2 separate regions of the Homo sapiens genome follow, and region 1 is linked to region 2. A link is an interaction called in ENCODE POLR2A ChIA-PET data of the cell type or tissue named here. Cell type or tissue: PC-9. All regions are shown on one strand. Region 1 overlaps LIMCH1 (LIM and calponin homology domains 1). Region 2 has its middle 130 kb from the start of LIMCH1.

Evidence for each region. ChIA-PET counts read pairs that join two places held together with the same protein. Peaks named below come from ENCODE experiments on the same cell type or tissue, not always from the same donor. Only the 100,000 strongest peaks of a DNase experiment are listed, where the experiment ranks them.
Region 1: POLR2A ChIA-PET joins it to region 2 with 5 read pairs; 4 of 35 experiments call an interaction of 5 or more read pairs at or near these places.

The regions. Positions count from the first base shown.
Region 1 is chr4:41,598,020-41,603,019 of GRCh38, reverse strand. LIMCH1 (LIM and calponin homology domains 1) reads right to left here. Exons shown (of 32, transcript NM_001330672.2): 2 at 3,994-4,100. Among named protein-coding and RNA genes, the nearest start is that of LIMCH1, 62 kb to the right of the region's middle. In PC-9, no CTCF peak of the experiment used is centred here; a DNase peak (open chromatin) is centred at 2,579; H3K27ac peaks cover 2,676 bases.
Region 2 is chr4:41,404,794-41,409,793 of GRCh38, reverse strand. It overlaps a transcript of LIMCH1 not described here. Among named protein-coding and RNA genes, the nearest start is that of LIMCH1, 130 kb to the left of the region's middle. In PC-9, no CTCF peak of the experiment used is centred here; no DNase peak of the experiment used is centred here.

The sequences.
Region 1 (5,000 bases), 190 kb before region 2:
CATTTTAAGTCCATTGAAATTTGAAGAAATAGAAAACAAGTAGCATACCATGGAAATAAACCCATCAACAAGGACATAGATTGAAAGAAGCATTAGTCCAGTTTGGATTTGATTTAAAAAATGTTTCATGTTTCTGTTTTTAATAGGAAAAAAAATGGGATGTCCTTATCTGCTTGGATATCTGCTAGGGTTTGTTGTTGTTGTTGTTGTTTTGAGACTGAGCCTCACTCTGTCGCCCGGCTGGAGTGTAGTGGTGTGATCTTGTTTCACTGCAACCTACACCTCCTAGGTTCAAGCGATTCTCCTGCCTCAGCCTCCCGAATAGCTGGGACTACAGGCACGTGCCACCATGACCAGCTAATTTTTGTATTTTTAGTAGAAATGGGGTTTCACCATGTTGGTCTCCATCTCCTGACCTCGTGATCTGCCCGCCTTGGCCTCCCAATCTGCTAGGGTTTTTAATTTAAGAAAGAAACCAGATTTTTAAAAATCTATAAAAGATTTGAAACTTTTATGGAAAACAAATTAAGAATAGGGAACATAAAGCTTTTTCTGCAGTGATGATAAAAGTTCACTAAGACTGTAACCCAGTGCTAAAAATTATGCTTGGTACATAGTAGAAGCTCACAAAATATTTGTTGAATGACTCCCACCTATTATGTGGAAATACTTCCAAATTTTGACAGAGACACTCGGGAGCAATCCAGAGCCTGCGTACATTTCGTCCAGTTGCTTTGATTCCTTGGAATAATACTTGCTGTGTGCCTGTCTAGATTACACTTTCATTTCCCATCAAGGTTGTCTGGCATCCATTACAGGTAGAGTTCACTAAATTACACATGCAGTAATCACTTGCAGGCTTTTCCTCTTTTTTTTTTTTTTTTTTTTTTTTTTTGGTCTACTCAAGTTTCTTCTAAAAGAAAACACACACACACACACACACACACCACACAAGAAAAACTGCCTATCATGAAAGCTAAATGAAAGAGTATTTTCTGAAACAAAACTTCCAGAAAACCATCCAAAGCTCTTCTGTGGGATCTATCCCTATACCTTACTGCTTCCGCTAGTAATTGGTGGCAATGGGGTGCTCCTCTCTGTGTCTACAGATGTCCTGCTCAGCTCTTAGAGGGACAACAGAGAAATATAGCAGTTCCACTTTAACTACCTTAGTTTACAAAATCTGCATATGTTACAAGCATTCCCTGCACAGTGCCAAATTAAACCAGCATCACTTATCAAAAATACACGAAATCCGATAGTTTATTCCATACTCTACTCCTTACTAAAACCAGAAACAACTTTCTACGTACTGTAAGTGAATTTATAGCATCATTTTAAGATAAAATTCTTTATGTTCTTTGAAATACTCATACAGTAAAATGTTTTTTCTCTATAATGATTCTGAGTTCAACATCCTACCCTGCTTGTGGACTGCCACGCCCACCACACATGTCCTTACACATTATCCTTCAACCACACCAGTTACTTTTCTTTCTTTTAAACATGAAGCTTGTGGTTCCTCTTCCCCTGACTTTGTACCTGCTCTTTCTCTGTCCTGAATGCCCCACAGATCTTCCCACAGCCTGTTCTTCCTTCCTATTTGTGTCTCAGCCCCCAGTTAGTGCTCAGCTGAAATGCCAGCACTTCAGAGAAGCCACCCTCAACCACCTCCGGACTGGCCACTGTCTTTTGCTTATCACTCCATTTTATTTTCTTCTCAGCACTTATCACTTCCTGCAATGATCTTCTTTGTTTACTTCTTTGCTTCTCATTTCTTGACACTGGATTGTAAACTCCACATGAGCAGAAGACCTTGGCTATCTGAGTTCATTCTATTTCTCTAGTGATGAAAAGTATCTAACACACAGAAGCTGCTCAGCAAACATTTGTTGAATGAATGAATGAAAAATGCCAGGGTCATGGGGGAATGTGATGGCAAAGTATTGCCTAAAGAAAATAAGAGTACCCAAGTGAAGGAAACATTAAAAAGAAAATGAGGAGAAGAAATACAAAAGGAGAGATAGATGGAAAGACGGGATTAAAAAGGGAGGGAAGGCAGAAGGAAGAAAAGGAGACAGAAAAAAAGACGGAAAAATCAACAGGAAAACAAAAAGATGGTACAGTAACTAAGAAGGGACTGTATCCACGTGTCACTTGCCTACGTGACATTTTCCCCTTTAGATTTCTTTCCACACCTTGATTTAAATCTCTTTTTTTTTACAAGTCAGTTGTTCCATCTTCCCATATCTGCACTGAGCAAGCTTGACCCAGAATCATACCAGATGGAATATTCCATCCAGTTTCAATTTTTAGATGAATACATGGGGCCTGCTGAAGAAGGGAGCTTAACCAGGGCTTCAGATCTAGTGAGCAGCAGACCTAGGGCTAGATCCTCATTTTCCTGATGCCCAGTTTTTTGTAGATAAGCAATAAAGGTGATACGAGATTTGAATTTTTAAAACCAATCAGGCTCAGAATTCTGGTTTAGTAACATACTGATTTAAAGTGGCTCTAAAAAAAAATGAATGCAGCTGCAGACACTTTCAAAGTGACCTTTCCTTCACCCTCCAAGCAATGTGTGTGTGACTAATTATTACCTACGAAGCTGCACAGTTGCTATTGTTTCTGGTCACTTGCCACCCGGGTGAAACTATGAATGGGAGATGAGGCAGAACCTAAAACAATTTCCTAAAGTGAACAATGGTTTATAGAGGATAGATTTAAGTACAATAATAAATGGGGCATGTGATGACCAAGATGAGGTTTAGTGCGGTTTCCATATTCAAATATCCTGATTTTTATTCTGTTATTTTTTCGCTTAGTTAAAATTTTTCCAAGAGAAGTTTTAAAGAATGGCATATTGACAACAGAAAAGTACTTTTAGATAACAGATCACTACTAACTCTCCCATATTCCCAGTCATGAATCACAAAATCCAACATAAACCCCAAATTTTATTTTATCCAGTAGTTCTCATTTTTTTCCTATTTTTCCTCATCCTTTTTAAAAAATAAAAAATCAAGCAAATAGTATAAAATCAAATAGTACAAAAAATCAAGCAAATAGTATAAAATCAAATGTATAAAAATCAAGCAAATATAATATAAAAATCAAGCAAATAGTATAAAATCAAGCAAATTGTATAAAATTAACAGCTCTGAATTTTGGCTTCTCTCCCTTTTCTGTTCCTTCATGATAAAATGACTCCAAAAACAATCAAAAGAAGAAAAGTTACCTATTCACAGACCCTATCTATGTAACTATGTTTATTATTAAGGCATATCCATGTCAAACATTGTTTGGCTAAAGTGGAAAATGTTTTATATGAAATCAGTAGGATCTAAAGAACTTCTAAACTACAGGAAAGTTATCTCTGCCATCTCATACCCTGGTCACAAGCTATTTCTTTACACAAAGTACACTGCTGTCTCTTTTATTGTGACATTCTGCTCCAAGAATTATTTGGCCCAAACAGGGCTCATTAAGTAGATATAGTCAAAGTTCTTGATCCATCTTCAAAGAACTTGATCACTGACACATATGAGAAGACAGTTACACATGTAAATGAAGAAGCAAGTTCTCCATAATCTAATGCTTTCTTTGCATAACAGAGTTCAGATCTGTTTACCTTCCAAGAGCCTACTCAAATGTTCAATTGGTGCCAATAAAAGTTTTTTGTCTAACACACTGATTCTGTGCCTATTTCTTTCTTGCCTCTCTGTTAATCTTTACTTAACATTTTTCTCCTCTTCAAAATTCAAACTCTATATGCAAGAATTTTGCATTCAAAAAATGATGTTTGATCAGAATGAAAGCTATGCACAGAGGGAAAGTCAATGTGAGTTGTTTTGAAAGTTGATTTTTACCTTCACATTTTTATTTTATTAAGCATAACCAATTCTCTGTCTCTTAGAACTTACAACATCATCACAAAATTGCAAATCAAACTATAAAGGAGTTTCCCTTAAACATAAATCACGCTTTACTTACTTGACTGTTACTCTGTTGGATGTATCCTGGAGGTCACTCGGGTCAAAAAGTTGAGATTCTTTAAGGCCGAGCTCTTTACAACCTCTCAAGAATAAGATAATATTGTCCTAGAAGGAAAAAAAGAAATATAAGTCTATATTATCTTAGATTATCTTTATGAACCAGCCCCTCCCAAGTTGCTGTAGGGATACTGGTCACTAAGGCAGCTATGGTCAGGTCTAAATCATAGCTTGCATAACAAATCATACTTTGTTAGGAAATGCCAGATAAACAGACACTTCAAACCTCCAAACCCACAACCATGCCAGATTCATTTTTTCCCGTTAGCTTGACACATTTGTATAAAACTGCAAGTAAAATGCCATTAAAAAGGAAAACTTAGCATTGTTAGGGGGAACTGTACTCAAAAACAGGTATTCCTTATTGCTTCTTTGTCCATGTCTTGTTGCCTAGAATCTGGTTGAAATTGATTTCTTTTCTTTTCTTTCTTTTTTTTTTAAAAAGGTTTTTCATCTTTAGCAAGTTTTTCTTCTTAATTGATCTTCTAAAATATATTCTTTAGATGTATTTTACATCCTTTAGGGATTTTGACTAGTAATACCTCTTTGTGGATTATACACTGAGTTAAATGCAAGAAAAAAAATCTAGACAATCGAAATGAGAAAAAAGGACAGGGAAAGCTTTTAAAATACTAATGCAAAAGACTGTCAAGAAAGTGAAATTTTCTCTAGCAGATACAAATTTACTTTGAATTGGCAGGCACCAATGACAATTAAGGAGGGGTCTGTCTTCATCTATTTTAAGTCATTAAGTACAAACAAATGCTTCTGAAAGGGATTGCAAATTGTGGGTCATCCTTTTGGAACTCCAGGGTATTAGTCAAGAAGTTTACCAGCTACAAGTCTCTAACTGTTCTCTTCCTAAAAGACTTTTGAAGGTGCTAACTGACCCCATCAGTTAGTGAAAACTACAGGATAGGGAATGTCGGCTCCAGAAGCCAGACTGAT
Region 2 (5,000 bases):
TTCATACTGTTTCAAATTATGGTACAGCTGTAAAGTCTGGCAATATTATTAAACAAAAAGAGCCAAGAGTTGACTTCCAAATGATGAGTGCAGTGTTACTGTATCGGGACCTCATTTATAGGAACCGCTCTAAGTCAATGTCAGCACAATTTCTGAATAAAGACCCAACCAGCTTATAGCTATCAAACCATCCCTCTTCCCTAACATAGATGCATTTAGGTATAAATGGCAGCTTTTTAATTATAGCAAAGATGTCCATATTTCTTAAAAGATTAATAAAACAGTCAATATTTTCCCAATGTCAAGCTATTACTAGTTATCACTAGATACATTTTCTGACTCACCTCAATAGTGTATCATTCAAATTTGAAATGTCATAGTGTTAATAGTCATCTCTACTACTGGCGGCATTAATCTCCTTGATATTCTGGGCCTAGAAGAGCCCCAATAAATGCTTTTTGGCTGAATATTTCCTAATGAACTGACTCAAAATTCAAGCCACACATTTCAGCTGCTCATGAGTCATAATGAGCCAAACAATCAGACTGTGCATGGTAAAATGTAACTGCTTATAAATAATAATATTATTTTTTAAATTTGGCATGAAATATCAGCCAAGCCCTGGCAACACTTCAGGAATAAAAAGTCATATCGTAGAATTTCAAGTTAAGTTCCTCAGCTTATGTAATAAAAAGTCCTCAAAATGAAGCAAGCACACACTCCCACACTGATCTATACACAGCCCATGTACACAGCGAGTCAGGATGAGCAAATTTTATAAACTACTTCAAATCAGGATATAGCTGCAAATAATTCTGTGTCATTGATTCCTACAACTAAAGTTAAAAGGCCTACTTTCAAGACTAAATTGCTGATCATCGCTAGAATTTATGAGAAACATCAGGACTAACTTAAGTGCTAGAAGATTCTATGGCAATAGTTTGTTGGGGCCAATAGTTGTCCCCTCTTGGAAGCTTACCCTCAATACAATCCAACTGAACTCCCAAAAGTTTAAACCATCACAGATGTTTAAGAAAGAGCAGAACAAAATGAAGATGTTATTTCAGGTGGAAGCAAAACCTGTTGATTCAACTACCCTTTTTGATTCCATAAAATCACACAAGAAACAACCTTACTTAGTTCCTATTTCTTGTCACCTCCCTACTTTCACTCAGGGCAAATCAACACTATACAGTTGGGTCCAGGAGGAACATTGGAAAACCTGACATTTTTACATGGGAATACATATGCATATTTTGAGGGTCTGCAGAGAGGCTCCAACTGTGAGACTTTGGGCAGATTTCTTGACTCTTCTGAGTCTCCATTTCCTCATCTAAAATGGGATAGTAGTAAGAGTTTTGCAGCTTCTTGAAAGCACCAACACATTCACAGTGGAGTCATGTTATATTTGCATAAAGTCAGAGAAATCCAACCACACAGACTGCACAAAGGGAGTTCACATGAGTATTTCTCAGGGCGAGTCTTTTACTGCACTGAGTGGGATGCTCCTTAGGTGAATCCTGCTCTAACCCAGCCATCTCTACTCAACCATCTCTCATCTCACCATTCCCCAAAATCTGTTATTTTCCTTGACTCCTTAAAGTTCTCCCAGGCTTGTCTCCCTACCCATGCCTTTGCCCTTGTTCACTTTGCTGCCTTCCATAAATAAATCTGTCTGATACTCATTCCTCATTCATTCGACCTGACATTTTGAACACTAACTATGGACAAGGTATGGAATGAGGCGAGGTATGAAATGAGACCAGTTTCATATTCTATATGGAACTATGCTGGCAAAAGGTCAATAACTTTATAAATAGTTCCTATTTTGTTTCCAGGAATTTCTTAAATGATGCCTACAAAACTAAGTCCAGCAATACGCACTTAGTTGATCCACTAAGTGACTAATTTTAAGTGTCCAGAGCACTAGTAGCCCAGAGTTTAAATCACAAGAACCTGGGAAAGTAGCAGCAGTTGGCCTCACATGTTCCAAGTATTCAAGTCTAGACGTGGGGCTCAACCCTCCAAGCCTCAACGTGGGATACTATGATGAGAAGCAGGCAGGAAGGGGCAGGTGGTCGCTATGGGATAGGAGAAGTTTGTGGCTATTTGGTTTGGTTTTATCTTGTTTCGATATATTTTTCTTAGCCTGGCACCTTCCGCAGAGGGCACGGATTGGCCACGTGACAACACTGACACTCCTCACCTATGGACACGGACCAGTCCCTCCAGGACTCTTTACTTGAAGGATAAAGATGATGGGGGGCCAGGTGCAGTGGCTCATGCCTGTAAACCCGGCACTTTGGGAGGCCAAGGCGGGAGGATCACTTGAGCCCAGGAGTTTGAGACCAGCCTGGCCAACATAGTGAGACCTCCTCTCTACAAAAAAATTTAAAAATTAACCAGGCATGGTGGCAAATGCCCATAGTCCTAGCGACTCAGGTGGCTGAGGTGGGAGGATCGCTTGAGCCCAGCAGGTCGAAGATGCAGTGAGCCATGATTGCACCACTGCACTCCAGCCTGGGTGACAAAGTAAGACACTGTCTCAAGAAAAAAAGATGACAGGGAAGCACCCAGTGTGGACTTACAGACTTTCAAAGGATTTTTTTTTTCTTTTACCTATATCCCAAGAACAAACACGAGGACCAACACAAAGCCTCCTTATTAGAAAGTTGGAAGGGCATCCATTATCATGAAAGTGAGGCTGTGCTCCAGGCAGAGGGATGAAAGCCACCAGATGCATGGATCTGGATTGACATATTAGATCCTTGGAAGACCCAACAATGATAGGTGCATATGCCTAGAAGCACAGAGATCACTCGTACCCGTGCTCTCAAACTGGCAAGAATGTCTGTGGCTGGTGAACAAATGTGATCAACTCTTAATCATATTTCCTCAAGCATGGTAATTCTGGAAGAAAGCTTTTCATTGAAACCTAAAATCATATCCACGCTGGAGTCTCTAATAATGAATATATATCCCGCCTCAGTTCCCTTGAATAAGAATTCTTACCACACACATCAAAGGAAGGTCTGATTACCCAGGCAATCTGCTGCAATATTTTTAACTTTAATGACAAAAATCTTGTCAGTGTCTTTACAGTGCGACACTGTAATTCACTGCTGGTCTCTTCAAGCTAGGCTTCAGGGAACCCAAGCCACAAAACAAAATCCTTGACATTTCAATAATTTTTTTCCATTAATATCTAAACCCTTGGTTTCCATAGTAAGAGAAAAATCAATTAATAATAGCTATCATCCCCTCCCTGGAGAGGGAGGGAGGGGGAAGCTGCTTGCAGTGCAGTTACCTTTTCCTTACACACATAAGCTTATCCTCACCATTCATGGTGAAATATTTCCCTGTGCGTCAGTCAGCCCTCTAAGTACACAGAGGTAAAAGTCAAGCTTCTGATGACATCACTACAGCTATTCTAGATAATTTCCCAAAGAAAAATGAAAGCAATCAACTAAAAGAGCTACCATAAAACATACCCAAATTCTAAAAGTAGACTTTTCATAAACTATAAATCAAGTAATGTCCTTAGACCAGAGTCAGAACAGGTCTATAAAGTGGCTTTTAAAATGTCAGTTAATTATGTTTCTTCAAGGCAGAAACACTGGATTTGGTCCCAGAAGAATTCACTTCAACTGCTCTCCTGAAAGGAAGATACAAAAGTTATTAGGAAGCAAGAAGTGATTGATAGAGGCTTGATTACGTCAAAAAGCTCCTTTTTTGTGTGTTTTTTTCATCTCAGAAACATTAATCTTATATAGGCAAAGTGAAACAAACTGCTCCCCTGACACAAGTCAAGGCAATCTAAACAGGCTAGAACATTCTATACACAAAATCTTCCTTCGTGCAGGCCATATTGTCGTGTCTCCCTTCAGACTCCATTCCACAACTACTTTCTGAATTAAACAATTACAGTTTTGTTCTTAGCCTTGCATCACTTCAAAAGCACAACCCCTATCATCATTGAAAATCAAATCCCTTAACAAGATTTTATGTTTCATTGATACATAATACATGCACATATTTTAGGGGTATAGGTGATAATTTGATACATTCATATAATCAAATCAGGGTAACTGTGATATCTATCACCTTAATATTTAACAAGCTTTTATTGAACAGCTACTATGCACAAGTTACTGAGTAAGGCCTGTAGGGTGAGAGGAGGGGTAATGGACTACAAAGATAAATAAGATAACTTCCTGTGATCACCCAGTTCTAAGAAAGACTCAACTGCAGAACCACATTATAAGTCAGACTATGCAATGGAAATACACAAGACCAAGCAAAGATGAATCAAGGGGACGGTGATTAATCAGAAAAGAAATTTTAGTTGCACTCAAGGACCCCACTATGTTTCATTGTCTAAAAGAGCTCCCTCCTCTGGGATAATTTTACTCATTACGCAGAGGTTTTTTTGTGTCACCTGAACAACACATACTAGAGTCATTTGACTCTACAAGTAAAACAGCAAGGGAAAAATTCTACCTGTGTATTACAGATAAAATTTCAAGATGCTGATTAAAATGCTAATAGACTGGGATAGTTTTTTAAAATCAAAACTGCTTCAGAGAAATATTGAAAAAGATATAACCAATAAACTATGGTTTCTCTCTCATTATCAAATATTTACTAATAATACATGTGGATAGTACGGTAAAGAAAACAGATCAGGTGCACACCCTGAAGGAATTTAAGAAATAACAGATTCAAAATAAACATGCAAACAAAAGGCTGCTCCTGAGTGCAACTAAAAATTGACAAGACAGAAAAAATGGGTTAAAGAAATAATCACTACAGATTACACAAGCAAAAGCAAAATCAATAAAATATATCAGCACTCACATCATGTACTTGATATGTGATCTTTAAATAAATATTTAGTGAAGGAGTGAAGGAACAAAAGAATGAAGAAGAGAATGAACTAACATGCCCTGGAATCACATATTGGGTCCTTGCCTCCATATGCAATATTGTTAATCAATTAT